Regions from separate parts of the Homo sapiens genome. Here region 2 is linked to region 1. Evidence: chromatin contacts called from ENCODE Hi-C or POLR2A ChIA-PET data. All regions are on one chromosome and are shown on one strand. The core of a region is the stretch at or near the end of the contact, and the rest is flanking DNA. Distances in the headings are between cores, read along the strand shown. Region 1 overlaps CAMTA1 (calmodulin binding transcription activator 1). Region 2 overlaps CAMTA1 (calmodulin binding transcription activator 1).

The links. Hi-C counts contacts between places; a loop is a spot of excess contacts on that map. ChIA-PET counts read pairs that join two places held with the same protein, here RNA polymerase II (POLR2A).
Region 2: a loop to region 1 is called in a map of K562, with 2.0 times the contacts of the local background. The contact joins two enhancer-like sites. A Hi-C loop is called at or near these places in 1 of 168 maps with a recorded cell type or tissue (K562) and 1 of 37 single-sample maps with no recorded cell type. POLR2A ChIA-PET finds 5 or more read pairs at or near these places in 1 of 52 experiments (HCT116).

What each region holds. Positions count from the first base shown.
Region 1 is chr1:7,330,746-7,337,562 of GRCh38, forward strand. All of the region lies in intron 5 of CAMTA1 (calmodulin binding transcription activator 1), which reads left to right. Among named protein-coding and RNA genes, the nearest start is that of CAMTA1-IT1, 30 kb to the right of the region's middle. RefSeq lists an enhancer at 5,150-6,027. Within about 2 kb of position 4,091, at least 2 of the 41 ENCODE cell types and tissues checked have a DNase peak (open chromatin) inside an H3K27ac peak, as active enhancers do.
Region 2 is chr1:7,375,678-7,382,494 of GRCh38, forward strand. All of the region lies in intron 5 of CAMTA1 (calmodulin binding transcription activator 1), which reads left to right. CAMTA1-AS2 (CAMTA1 antisense RNA 2) reads right to left here. Exons shown (of 3, transcript NR_146199.1): 3 at 6,810-6,817. Among named protein-coding and RNA genes, the nearest start is that of CAMTA1-AS2, 11 kb to the right of the region's middle. RefSeq lists enhancers at 2,765-3,391, 3,392-4,017, 4,018-4,644, 4,645-5,269. Within about 2 kb of position 3,879, at least 6 of the 41 ENCODE cell types and tissues checked have a DNase peak (open chromatin) inside an H3K27ac peak, as active enhancers do.

The sequences.
Region 1 (6,817 bases), core at 2,841-5,340:
TAAATGCCAACATGGTTTTCTGTGTTGATTCTCTCTTTGATGCAGGGAATGGATATGACAGTGAAGCCTGGCCCGCAGGAGCTGTGTGCATCCTATCAGCCAGATACTGGGGGAAGCAGGCAGGGCTGGCCTCATAGTCACACCACCAGAGTCAGGCTGCGGCCACATCGTAGGGCTTTGGGAGGCTGGGGCTGTGTTTGGTTCATGGGGTTAGAGTCGGGTACAGTGGCTCATGCCTGTAATCAGCACTTTGGGAGGCCGAGGCGGGTGGATCACCTGAGGTCAGGAGTTCAAGAGCAGCCTGGCCAACATGGCAAAACCCCGTCTCTACTAAAAATACAAAAATTAGCTGGGAGTGATGGCAGGCACCTGTAATCCCAGCTACTCGGAGGCTGAGGTAGGAGAATTGCTTGAACCTGAGAGGCAGAGGTTGTGGTGAGCCAAGATCATGCCATTGCACTCCAGTCTGGGCAACAAAGCGAGACTCCACCAAAAAACAAAACAAAACAAAACACCTCAGTGAGGTCCCCCATGCCAGACTTTCAGAGGAGAGCGAGCCTATGGGGCCATCATCGGTTTGGCCAGGTACCCCTGAGGGCAGCAGCAGCCCTCATGCGGGTCTCAGGACCCCTTTATACGCTTAAAAATGAATGAGGATCTCACAAAGCTCCATCCTTATTGCATTCTTTTGATTATGTGGGTTACATCTCCTAATATTCACTGTATTTGCATTAAAACTGAGGAAAATTAAAACAAGAGAATACACAAGCACTGCACATTCCATGAGCTGCCAGACCATCAGCATCATCACATCCAGTGGCGTCTGGAAAATGCTGCAGCACACACAAGGCACATCACATGCTAGCATTATTATGAGCAGGGTCTAGAACCCCCTGGCCATGCTTTGAGAACCTCTGCCCTTGGCACCCCCTAGAGAGCTGACCGTGGTCAGAACCATGTGCTCAGCAAGACAGGTAACCTCATGCCTGGGTCAGCAGTTCCTCTTGGTTTTCTACCTCTTTGACCTTCTCAACTGCAATGGATGGGGACATGGGGAAGGTGGCCATTGAGGGCTGCTGACTCTGGGTAACTTACATGTCCCTCGTCCTTCTTATTCTGCTTTGGATGATCCCACAGAGCTCTTTTGAGGTCTTTGTATTTTGACAGCAGGAGGCCCATGACAAACTATTTGGGATTCAAGACTTAGACGCCTCTCCCCAACCCGTTTGTGCAGAAAGATTGGCTTCCCCCACAACATAAATGTCCACACTGAAACCCTGTAACTCCATCCTTATTACACGGTTCCAGGGAGACTCTGGGATCATGCTTCACAGTTGATGTTTGTGCACCAAATGGAAATGCAGCAAGAGTGCACCAGGTCTGGAGAGGGGCTGCTGGTGTGGGGCCTCTGAGGGGGCCCCGATCTGCCAGTCACTCTGAGTTCCCTGTCAGGAGACTCATAAAGAAGGCCAGCGAGGACTGGGAACACATGTTTATTTTATGAATGACTTCGGGGAAAGAGGAGAAAAAAAATCCTCCAGAATGTCATCCAGGAGGCTGTGTTCTTTTTATTATGTTTTGTCGGTAAACAAAAAAAATGGCCACATTTAATACTTATACCAGTCCTGTGGGATTTCTCTGACTAATGTAAAATGACAGTTGTCACAACATTCTATATAAATACAAGTCTGTTTGCAGGAGCCTTTTCTATTTTTAATGTAAACCACACCTAACTCGCTCTGAAGAATTGTACCCTTGGAATTTAGAGTCCTGTCTGTTGTCTATTCACGGGACTGTATTGTCTTAGGAGCAGCCCGGAAGAAACCAAAGACATCCAGAACTTTTTAGTTTAACGTGAGAATTATTCACCTAATTTTCCCGCAGCCATTGTGTTACTTAATTTATTGTTGTGTGGAGCTGTATGGTGATGTCGCTAATGAGCGACACAGTGTACTTGGTGAGCCAATCCATAATTTAGGAGGCTGCTGATGATCTTTGTGCTGTCTGCAGGCTGAGCAAAGCAGGCAGTAAAAATAAAGAATATACTTACAGTTTATAGAAATGAGCACACACCCGCAGATACACACACACACACACAATACCCATTACTAGGCTTGCAACCCCCATGGTTGCACGAAGCGTGAGCTTGTGTGCTGAGAGGTGCAGGGAAAGCTGACCGTAGGCTTGATAAGTTCACAGTGGACTCATGGCCACTCTGTTGTGGACTGTCACACTATGGAGAGTTGGTGGAAGAAGTTGGCTTCCATGAGAGGGGGCAAGTGTGAAGCCCTTTATGGTCTGTTTCCTTGCATTCCTCAGCCATTTATTGCTGCACCCACTCCAGCGGGCATGAGCAACAGAATCCTCTTTAGTCCTAGTGGCAGGTCACCCAGTGACTGGCATTCAGGAGCTAAACTGATTGATGGTAAACTTGATGATGTCGCCCTTCTCTGCAGTTTTTGGACAGGGATAGCAAACATGTCAGAGGATGACTCTCAGGTGATTATGAGCTTCCCTGTCGAGGTTGGGCTCTGCAAGCTTTGGCAATTGACATGAGTTGAACCTAGTTGTCATTCCTGCCGGTGAGGGAGAGACCCGCAGGGGAGTCGGATCTGACACGGGACCCCACGCTGCAGAGTGATGATCGCATAGGCACGCCTTCCTGCAAGGTCACAGGTGGAACAGGTGGAGAGAACACACCGTTCTCTCTGCTGTGAAATTCCCTTTGCACTGGGAGATTTCCCGGCAGAGGTCCTACATTTCGGCAGTGAGAAATGTCAGGGGCTCCTGCCATGCGCAGCCAAGGCATTGGATCTTCATATTGGATCCAGGAAGACAACTTTGTGAAAGGAAAAGGCTGAGGGGCTTAAATGCTGCTGTCGTCCCAGCTTCTAGGGAGGCTGGGGTTACAGCCTCCGCCATGTTGCAGATTCTCCAATAAGCATCCCGGTGATCTGTGTGCCTTGCAGGGGCGTGGAGCCTGGTGTATTTACATACCACGGACTAGGTTTAAAAATCAACTTTAGATTTGCTTTGCCGTTTGCAGTCTCTTGAATAAAGCATTTTTGTAGCCTCCTCAAAATCCTCTCTCTGTGTTTACATTTTAATGGGCATTCCAGTGAAATGGAGGAATTTTTTTTTATTACTTACATTTATCAAGGAAAGAGGTGGGGTTGGAAACTGCCAAGCAGCAGGGCCGCCTCTCTTTAGACTCCTGGGGCTCTCTGCTCTCCAGCCTGATGTGGGCAAATTGTGTCACGTAGCCAGGCAAGTGGGAAGGAGAGGAAAGGCCATTTTAATCTGGCTTTTAAATATACATCCCTGAGAATTTACAGAATTTTAAAATAGTACTTTAGATCTCAAACATCGCTGAAAGAAATGAACACGTGTAAGAAGAATATTAAATTGCACTGGTCTACGTGGAAAGTAAAGTCTGTCACATGTAATGAGGTATCATTCCAGAATTGTCCTTTTGGAAAAGAAAGGGGGAAAAAAATCACTCTCCCTGCCAGGGCAGAGGAGCCCTTGACTAGTTCTTCATCACAAATACTCTTGGAAGGAGGGTCCTAAGGTGACCTCTCCATTCCTTGGCAACATTTTCGGGACAGTTTTGGTTTCTGTGGCTGCGTAAGGGGAAACCCCTCTTGGATCTTGGGCACAGAAGCCACCTCCTGGAGGCAGTCAGTTCTTTTGGATGCGGAAACGGAATTTCTGCTTACCCTAGCATGTAGCTAATATTAAGATCTTCTTGTGCAAAGGGCTCCCCTATCACAGTTGAACATACAGTGTCATAAAACTGGGCCAAGGCAGCTTCCGGGGCTTTGCATGTGTGGAACTGCCAGTGTTTTCATCTCCCCCGGGGGATGTCTCTCTTGTTCCTCCCCTGACATTCCCAGGAGATCCCTAATTAAAGCTACAGATACGGTTTAAAAATATACTCACCAGATGTTAGTTTAAAATGACCTATAACTGGCAGCAGAGATGGAAGAGGCTGACGGTGTCTGAGGCCTTCCGGTCGCCTTTTCCTAGGCTGTCATTCGGTATGCAAATGAAGCCCAGCAGAATCTGAGAGCCAGCTCTGCCAAGCCATAAAACCAACTGTTTTGAAAGCAATGCATCAGTAATTCTTATCACCTGGCATCTGGAGTGCGGGAAAGCTCCCTTCCTAACTAGAACATGTCATAGCATGACTTAGGAGGAAGCTCTCATTTTGCACTCCGCGGACAATTTAAACTGATGAATCTGCTTGCTGAAGCTCATACAGATCCCTTTAGGACAAACCATTTTTTAAACCAAATCCAGGCTCTGAGACACCCCTGCTATGACTTTACTGGACCTATATACTACGGAGAAGAGGGCTTGTTTGGCAGCACAGCTTTTGTGTGTGTGTGTGTGGGGGGGGGGGGGGGGGGTGGGGGTGGGGGGTGTCAGACCCCGAGGCTACCCTTCTGGGGTTTTGTTTAGATTCTTCTGTGCAAGTTCCCACCAAGTTTTCAGTGAGTTAGACTTTCAGGGTAATCCCGGTTTGCCTTGCAAAGCTGAGGAAATGAGGAATGTCATGGGTATCAATATCTTTCCTGAGAACTGAAATTTACCAGTAGCACATTCCTATCGGGCATTTATCAAAACAAACATATAGGTCAAATGACCGTTTACTCAGCAGCCACCTGTCAGTGCCTTGGGACGTCAGCAGTCCCGGGGATGCCCGTCAAAGCAGCTGAGTGATCTCGGCCCTGAACATTGCCAACTTCCCGCCTGATGCCCTGGAGCTGAGGCTCCAGCTTGAGGCTTCCCAGTGCTTTGGATAAAAAGATGGGTCTGCACCTGAGAGCCATATACATCTCGCTCTGGGGAGAAAACCCAGGCAGGGCTTTCACACAGAGGAAGAGTGAGGCCAGGATTTATACTCAGAGAGGATGGGCAAATAGCATTCACGCGTGTGTCCTCCAGGGTGGAATCTGCCAGGCTGACTTACAGTGCAGGAATTTTGCCAGTCAGTGGAGGTAGATGTGTTTATAGATAACGTTAAAAAAAAAAAAAAAGGCAAAAACCAAGACCTCTGCAACCTTGGTATTTGAAACACAGAACACGGGTTTGTGTACTAAGTAAAATGTGGTTAAATAAGATTAATCTATTGATGGTGGGGAAGAGAGCCTGTAAGGCAGATTGGGTGTCTCAGAGGCATAATTATTTATCAAACTAATTAAAATGTAACCACCGGCTCATCGACTCTGGAAACCGGCTTTCCTGCCCAAGAAGCAGCCCTCTCCTGAGCACCTGTGATTTTATTTTTCATTCATTATCCCACTGAAACACAAAACAAAGACCCAAATTGGCCACCTGGAGTGGCCGCTCTCACCCTCTGCCTGGCCATGGCCTGCCTGGACTGGGTGTTGGGGAGGGATGCATGGGGACAGTGTTGTTCACAGTGTGGGTGAGTGAGTGAGCCCACCTGGTCCCCCATGAAGCCCTGAGATGCCAGGAGCTCTACTGGCTGTGGCCTGGGGCTGTGTGATGGAGAGCACGTGTGTTCATCAGCGCCCAGAGGCCTGGGCTATTCAGTTGGGCCATCTCTGCAGCCCAGAGCTGCCTGGTAGGGCTTTGCCATGGATTCCTGGCTTGGAGGAGTCATGATTAGCATGAACTTGCAAACCCAGACCAGGCGAATTGACTTGGGGGTGATGAGATGCACCAGCTGGTGGAAGCAGCTTCTCTCTGGCCATCCTTCCAGAACGGAGCAAGTTTCCTGGCCCATAGTCCCTGCTTCCATGACCACCCTGGCCTCTCAGGAGCATGTACGTGTGATTGCAGGGGTGGGCAGGGAGAGGACACTTAGCAGAGGGAAGAGGCACAGGGCTTGTTACATAAATGACTTGGGACTGTTGAGCAGGTGCAGAGAGGTCTGTTGAGAAATGAAAGGCAGAGAGCCTAGCCCAGCAAGGCCAGGGCGAGGAACCTGGCAGGAGGCCTTGACTCCTTGATCGCATTTCTCTGTTTCACGTCCCGAGGTGGGCAGGGGGCTGGGAACCTCCCCTGCAGAGCTAACCACTGGGCCTCCTTCACAGAGCTCTCTCGGGGCCAGCAACAGGGAGAAGGCCATGGCCCTTCTATCTTCCTCACTCCTGTCCTTTGGAGTCCCCACATGTGTGCCAAGGAACTCAAGGCCAGCGGCCCCCTCCCTATCTTCCTCTGGATCATAGCTCCTAGGTCCCATCCAGGAAGAAAGAAAATGAGGTGGCAGGTCCAGAAGCCTTTTTGCTTTTCTGTTGATTTATGTCCCTGAGGCCTCTGAGCAATAACTAATACATGACTTGAATACGATCCCTAGTGATCTGACCTCTCTGGGGGAGTTGCTTAGGCAGATTACGGCAGATGATTGAGCAGAATGTTGGTGAGTCCGTAGTGGCCTGGTGGTTCTAGGAGGCCTGGCTTAGAGCCAGTCCATCAATACCTATCACCTTGTGAGGGGGACGGGGACTAAGGACCTGTGTCCACCCGACTGCCACATCGTCCTCTTCCTTTGAGGGGAGGTAAGCACCCCTTGCGAGGTTAGGAGAGGGCGTGTCTGATAGGCATTGCAGTGGTTCATTTCATCTGTCAATTTGACCCGGCCGTGGTACCCAGATGTCGGTCAAACACCAGTCCCGATGTCTCTGTGAAGGTATTTTGTAAATGTGATGAACATTTAAATCAGCAGACTTTGAGGGAAGTGGTTGACCCTCCGTAATGTGCATGGTGGGCCTCATCCAATCACAGTGTGGGCCGTGGGCTCATCCAATCACAGTGTGGGCCGTGGGCTGCATCCAATCACAGTGTG
Region 2 (6,817 bases), core at 2,629-5,128, 45 kb after region 1:
CATGGTTACCCAGGCTGGAGGATGGCAGTAAATACTGGGGCCTCGATTCCAGGCAAGAGATGTTAGACTCAGGTTTGTTTGTGAATGTGAGAATTGGATATTTCCTACCATAAAGGCCTTTCCATTAATTAATGCAAACATTAAAGCTTTATAGAGCTGGCTTCTTCTAAGTCACCCTTTGTCAACAGAGACAGGGTGGACAGAAGGGGGCAGGGAGAGGTACCCTGTAGGACAGGAAGCAGCGGACTGGGGCAAGGGCCACTCTGCTCTTCCCAGGTGGGGCCCTTCCTATCAGGAGGCAGGCCTACCAAGGGGTCTCCCAGCTGCCTCACCAGCTCGCTTCCCTCAGACTAAGAGCCCCTGAGTCCTCAGTTTTTAAAACACTAATAGGGAGGCCAAATAAATATTTCAAGGTCACCTAAGGGCTCCCTTGGGTCTTGTTTATTTATAGCATCCTGGCCACCTCCATCTAGAAATGTTTCAAAGTGCAGAAGTATGAATAGTAAGAAGGCAGCTCTTCATTTATTTATTTGGTTATGAATGTATTTATTTTCGCTGTCTCTGCCAACTCGAAGGGCCTGGGCATAACTGGCCAGCACATGGCCCTGCTCTGGCCCTTGGCATCTGCCTGCTTGCTCAGGGAGCATCTAAGTGGAACTCTGCATTGCATTTAGTCCTCAGCTGCAAAAAGGAAGCTAGTTAGCTCCAGGGGGCTCGCGAGGAGACTGTACCTGCCACCACACATACACGTGAGCCAAGGTGTGCTGTCATCCTGGAGACCCTGGCCCAATTCCCTGGAGCATCTATGGAGACAGAGTATAAGCAGTGCCTAATTTAGTGAGTCCAGCAGTGTGGACGTTCCATACCAGTGAACTCATGCAGCAGAAGGGGTCAGTATTAGCTGGGCTTCATTGTCCTCCCTCTATTCCTGGATGATACCGCCCTCCTAAGAGGTAAGTGTCATCACACCCATTTCATACTAGAGACTGGAAGAGATCAAAATTGTAGCCCCAGGTTGTGAACATGGAGGATGGTGGAGCTAGGACTTGAACCTGGCTCTGTCCGACGTCTTCCCCTGTCTCAACACTGGTGTCTCTTTTGCCCTGGAGATGGAAGCCAATGGTACTGTCTGCCCAGGATTGGTTAACATTTGTCCCCAGCCCTTGCCTATGTGAGCAAAATGACCTCTCAGATAGGCTGCTCCCTGGGAGCTAGTCTGTCCTCAGCCTGTGTCCAAAGGCTCTAATGGATGAGATCACAGACCGGATCACAGATTCGGATCTGTCTGGAAGTGCTGGACCCCTGCTGCATGTCCATTCTGAAAAGTGCTCTGCCCAGGCAAGATGGCACTCAAGCTCCACTCTACATTAATTTAATTAATACAATTAATTTAGACCAAATCTAGTCTGTCCAACCCAGTCCCAACACATAGGGAGCACTCGCCTGACCGAGGGCTGAGGGGCCCCCTTCACCTCTCTACCCCAGGAGAGACCTGACCACCTCCCAGAGTTCATTCATTCAAGCATTTACTAGGGACTTAAAAAGCGCAAGGCACTGGGAATACAGCAGCAATTAACACCGTCCTCGCTATGGGGAGACAGACAAGTAATAAATGTGTAAGAGCAGCAGTGAAAAGGCCAGGTGTAGAGGGGACCTCTGGCATGGCTCAACCAAGAGTCCGGCCCTGTCCTGCGATTCTTTCAATGCCTCCCTCCTCCTTACTGTTCTCTATTCTCAGGCCGACTTCCCTGTGTTAGTAAAATGACTGTAGTCATCTCAGGCCCCAGATATTCTCCACTGTCCTAAAGAAGAGAGAACCTCTCTTTTCCCAACCATTGGGTAAAAAGTCCGAGGTTTCGCTCTGGATCTGTTTAGGTCCTCTGACCTCCTGAACCAATCACTGCAGCTAGTGGATACAATTCATTTAGACTAAGGATTGACAAACTATGGCCCATGAACCAAATCCAGTCCACCATCTGCTTTTAAAAATAAAGGTTTTTGAGGAGGCCGAGGCAGGTGATCATTTGAGGTCAGGAGTTCGAGACCAGCCTGGCCAACATGGTGAAACCCTGTCTCTACTAAAAATGCAAAAATTAGCCGAGTGATAGTGGTGTGCACCTGTAATCCCAGCTACAGGGGAGGCTGAGGCAAGGGAATCGCTTGAACCCGGGAGGCAGAGGTTGCAATGAGCTGAGACTGTACCACTGCACTCCAGTCTGGGTGACAGAGTGAGAGCCTGTCTCAAAAAAATAATAATTAAAAAAATAAAGTTTTATTGGAACCCCTCCATGCACATTTGTTTACATATTGTGTGGCTTTTCCAAGACTATGGCGGAATCAAGAAGGCGCCATAGAGACAGTATTGCCTAGAAAGCCAAAAAGATGTACAGAAAAGGCCTTTTACAGAACAAGTTCGCAAACCCCTCACTCAGACACATCTGAGTCTGTCCTGGGAGATGGTGTTAGAGGAAATTCTCCCAATTGTAGTGAGCTTTACATAAGTGCTGGAGGGCAGTTGATCTATGCACTGTAGCACCTGCTATTCCTGTAGCCATTCAGCCAAAGAAGCCTGACGGCCTTGTATGTAACTAACTGTGTGCTCTGCCAGAGAGATCCTAGCTTCAGAGAGAGAGAGGAAGCCGTGTTACATAATCAGAGTAGCCAAAAGCAAGAAGCAACCCAAAAGTCCCTCCACAGAGGAATAAACAAAATGTGCTCTATCCATACGATGGAATAATATTCACCCATAAACAGGAATGAAGTATGAACCCACGCTACCACCAGGATGAACCTGAGGACGTATTGCTGAGTGAAAGAAGTCAGTCGCAGCAGGCCGCACATGGTGTGTTTCATTTATGTGAACGTCCAGGCAAATCCACAGACACAGAAAGCGGGTGGGTGGTTGCCTGGGGCCGGGGGCAGGGAGGAGTGGGGAGGGGCTGCTTCAGGAGAATGGGGTTTCCTTTCAGGGTGATGAAATGTTTTAGAACTAGACAGTGGTGATGGTTACACAGCTGAGAACATCCTAACATCCACTGACCTGTACACTTTAAAATGGTGAATTTTATGATATGTGAATTTTACTTCAATTAAAAAAAAATCGGAGACCGAGTCAGAGGCCGCACTAAACTATGGGGCTGGTGGGGGATGAGGCCTGTGGGCCCAGCAGGTGCATTTAAAGTGGGGACCCAGGGGCCAGGGCTTCCTGGGAGGGACTTTATTCCAGCTTTTCCTTAGCTCATATCTTGCACCGGCTCCTCGAGGCACCCCATCCCCATCCCCACTCTGTCTCTGACTTGCCTGGGTGGCCTGACAGTGGCCTGTGCGCCTCAGGGTGGCACCTGCAGGCACCCTCCTCCCTGGCTTTCTTGAGCACCTGATGGTGAAATGCCACCATGCATGACAGAGTCTATAAATTTGCCTGCAGGTCTGGCATTTATGTTTGGCACCTTTGTAAAAATATTATTTCCCATTGCTACCCAGTTTTTATAATGTCAATATACTAAGATCTACCTCTCAGTATTACAATTTATACACAATGCTGCTTTCTTTATACCCTAGAGCACATGTGTTTTTCTAACTTAGCTTTCAAAAATAGTTGATTTTCAAAGAGATGTCGCAGGAGACTTGCTGTTGGCAGTGAAATAAGTTTTTTTATTGTGGTCTGGAGCAAAATATGTGATGGAATCCTTAATTGAAATTCACCTTTAACATTCAAGTTATATTTTTATTACAATTTGAATCCATTGTGAGGGATCGTTATCTGCAGAGATTCATTTCCTTCGGGAAGTTTCTTCTTTGGTGATGTAATTTAAATTCAGGGAGCCGGGAAAAAACACCAGCGTCTCGTATTTCAAACCGCTGGCAGAAAAGGCTGCTGGTGTCAGTGCCCAGGAAACCGTAAAACAAAGCACTTTCTCTGTCTATGGATTGTCTTCCTGTTGCGTCCTCATCGGGGCATTCTGGGGCTTGTCTGAGCTTCTTAACCAGCAGAATTCCCTAGAAGGCAAGGGCAGTGGCCGTCTGAACTGGCAGGCAGCATTAAAAGGGGACTGAACTCCTTCACTGTCTTTGTTTCTGACACCTCGCTTTGATCTCTTGGCCTCCCGATGCCTCTCCTTGCCTCTTCCTCCTAAGGACAGCTTTCCTTGTGTTCTCATTTTCCAAACAACACACATCAGCGAACCGACAAAGCCTGTCTGCGTGCGTCTGCCTTGCGCCATGGAGCAGAGACTTGAGGCTGCGGCCAGGCAGAAACAGGACTGCCAAGTGAGCGGTGGAGAAAAAGGGCTGTTCTTAATCAGTAGTCATCACTTTGTGGAGGATAATGGCAATTTAATTAATTGCCCAATGCCAGTGCTGAAGACAGGGTCTGCAGGAACATTGCTAGAATTTGAGGAAATTATTACAAATTGTGCATTCAACTCTTAGGATGAATACCAAATCCAGACATCATATGTTTTAACATACCTATTATTTATATGCAAATCTGGCTCTTCAAAGAGGATTTCCCAGGAGCCCATGGGGTTAGTTTTCCTGTAGGCTCAGAAAGTGACTGTCCATTTGCCCGGCACGTCCCTCTCCTCTGGTATCCCAAGGAAGGTTGCCCAGTTAAGTCCGGGTCCGGTGGCTCACGCCTCTAATTCCAGCACTTTGGGAGGCTGAGGCAGGTGAATCACCTGTGGTCGGGAGTTTGAGACCAGCCTGACCAACATGGAGAAACCCCGTCTCTACTAAAAATACAAAATTAGCCAGGCGTGGTAGCGCATGCCTGTAATCCCAGCTACTCTGGAGGCTGAGGCAGGAGAACTGCTTGAACCCAGGACATGGCGGTTGCAGTGAGCCGAGATCATGCTGTTGCACTCCAGCCTGGGCAACAAGAGCGAAACTCTGTCTCAAAAAAAAGAAAAGAAAAGAAGGTTGCCCAGTTGGATCAGATTTCACCACTTCTGGCCACTCTTCCTCTTTAGGGCCTAGTTCCATCAGGTCTTAGTAAGAATGTGGCATAAATACAGTATTGGTAGAAATAGTTTGAAGAGTCTTTCTGGAGCCAAGATAACAAACAGTCCTCCCTTCTGATGCCAGGCAGGGTTAGGCACTTTGGGCTCTATGAAAACTACCTTGCCTGGTCCACCCAGCTGATCTGATCATTCTGGATTGCTAAGCAAAGCTGTCAGGGTGGCACATGCTTGTGAACAGCAGCAGCAGTGGCCACGGGACAATGAGAGCAGTGGCTAGTTGGAATTTATTGAGCACTCACTCTGAGCCAGACTCTGTGCCAAGGGTTTTATCATAATGCCCTAAGGTCATGCAAGGATGGCAAAGATAAGCTGCTTTCTAAAGAAAGTGGTTAGGAAAATGTGCTCTGGAGTCAGACAGGCTGTATTAAGATAGGTTCAGCTGCAAGTGACCGAAAACATCATAATAGCGGTGACTTAAATAAGACGGTTTGATTTTTCTTTTTTTTATTTTTTATTTATTTATTTATTATTATACTTTAAGTTTTAGGGTACATGTGCACATTGTGCAGGTTAGTTACATACGTATACATGTGCCATGCTGGTGTGCTGCACCCACTAACTCGTCATCTAGCATTAGGTATATCTCCCAATGCTATCCCTCCCCCCTCCCCCAACCCCACAACAGTCCCCAGAGTGTGATGTTCCCCTTCCTGTGTCCATGTGTTCTCATTGTTCAATTCCCACCTATGAGTGAGAATATGCGGTGTTCGGTTTTTTGTTCTTGCAATAGTTTACTGAGAATGATGATTTCCAATTTCATCCATGTCCCTACAAAGGACATGAACTCATCATTTTTTATGGCTGCATAGTATTCCATGGGGTATATGTGCCACATTTTCTTAATCCAGTCTATCATTGTTGGACATTTGGGTTGGTTCCAAGTCTTTGCTATTGTGAATAGTGCCGCAATAAACACATGTGTGCATGTGTCTTTATAGCAGCATGATTTATAGTCCTTTGGGTATATACCCAGTAATGGGATGGCTGGGTCAAATGGTATTTCTAGTTCTAGATCCCTGAGGAATCGCCACACTGACTTCCACAATGGTTGAACTAGTTTACAGTCCCACCAACAGTGTAAAAGTGTTCCTATTTCTCCACATCCTCTCCAGCACCTGTTGTTTCCTGACTTTTTAATGATCGCCATTCTAACTGGTGTGAGATGGTATCTCATTGTGGTTTTGATTTGCATTTCTCTGATGGCCAGTGATGGTGATTTTTCTACCTGGGAAACGATTGGTTAGAGGGTTGAGAACTGGCTGGGCAACTGGTTGCTCATTAGAGTCCCAGCCTCCAATAATGCAGTACCACTGTCCTCAATAGATAGCCTTCACCTCATGGCACAAAATAGCTGCTTGAGTTCAAGCCATAGTGCCTGCATTCCAGCCAGCAGGAAAGGAGAGAACAACGCTTTTGCCTGTATCCTACTGGCCAGAATGCAATTGCAGTCACATCTAACTACAGAGGAGGGTAGGAAATGTAGGCTTCACTCTGAGTGTCCACATGCCCAGCTAAATTTGGGGATTCTAATACTTAAGGAAGAGAAAGCTGGGCAAAGGGAAACAGATAGCTATCTCTGCCATAGAGTTAGATGCAAAGTTAGTTGTTTTCCTTGGGTGAATTGGGATATGTCTTCTGGATATCATTTCCTTATCTATGAAATCAGGTAAATCTGGTACTTGGAGAGGATGTGCGCTAATTGCTCTGTGATGCTTAGCGTAGTACCAGATGTAAACATGGGCCAGAAGGATGGAAGGCGTTGCCATCATTCCCCAGGACAGGCACAGCCCCTGGTT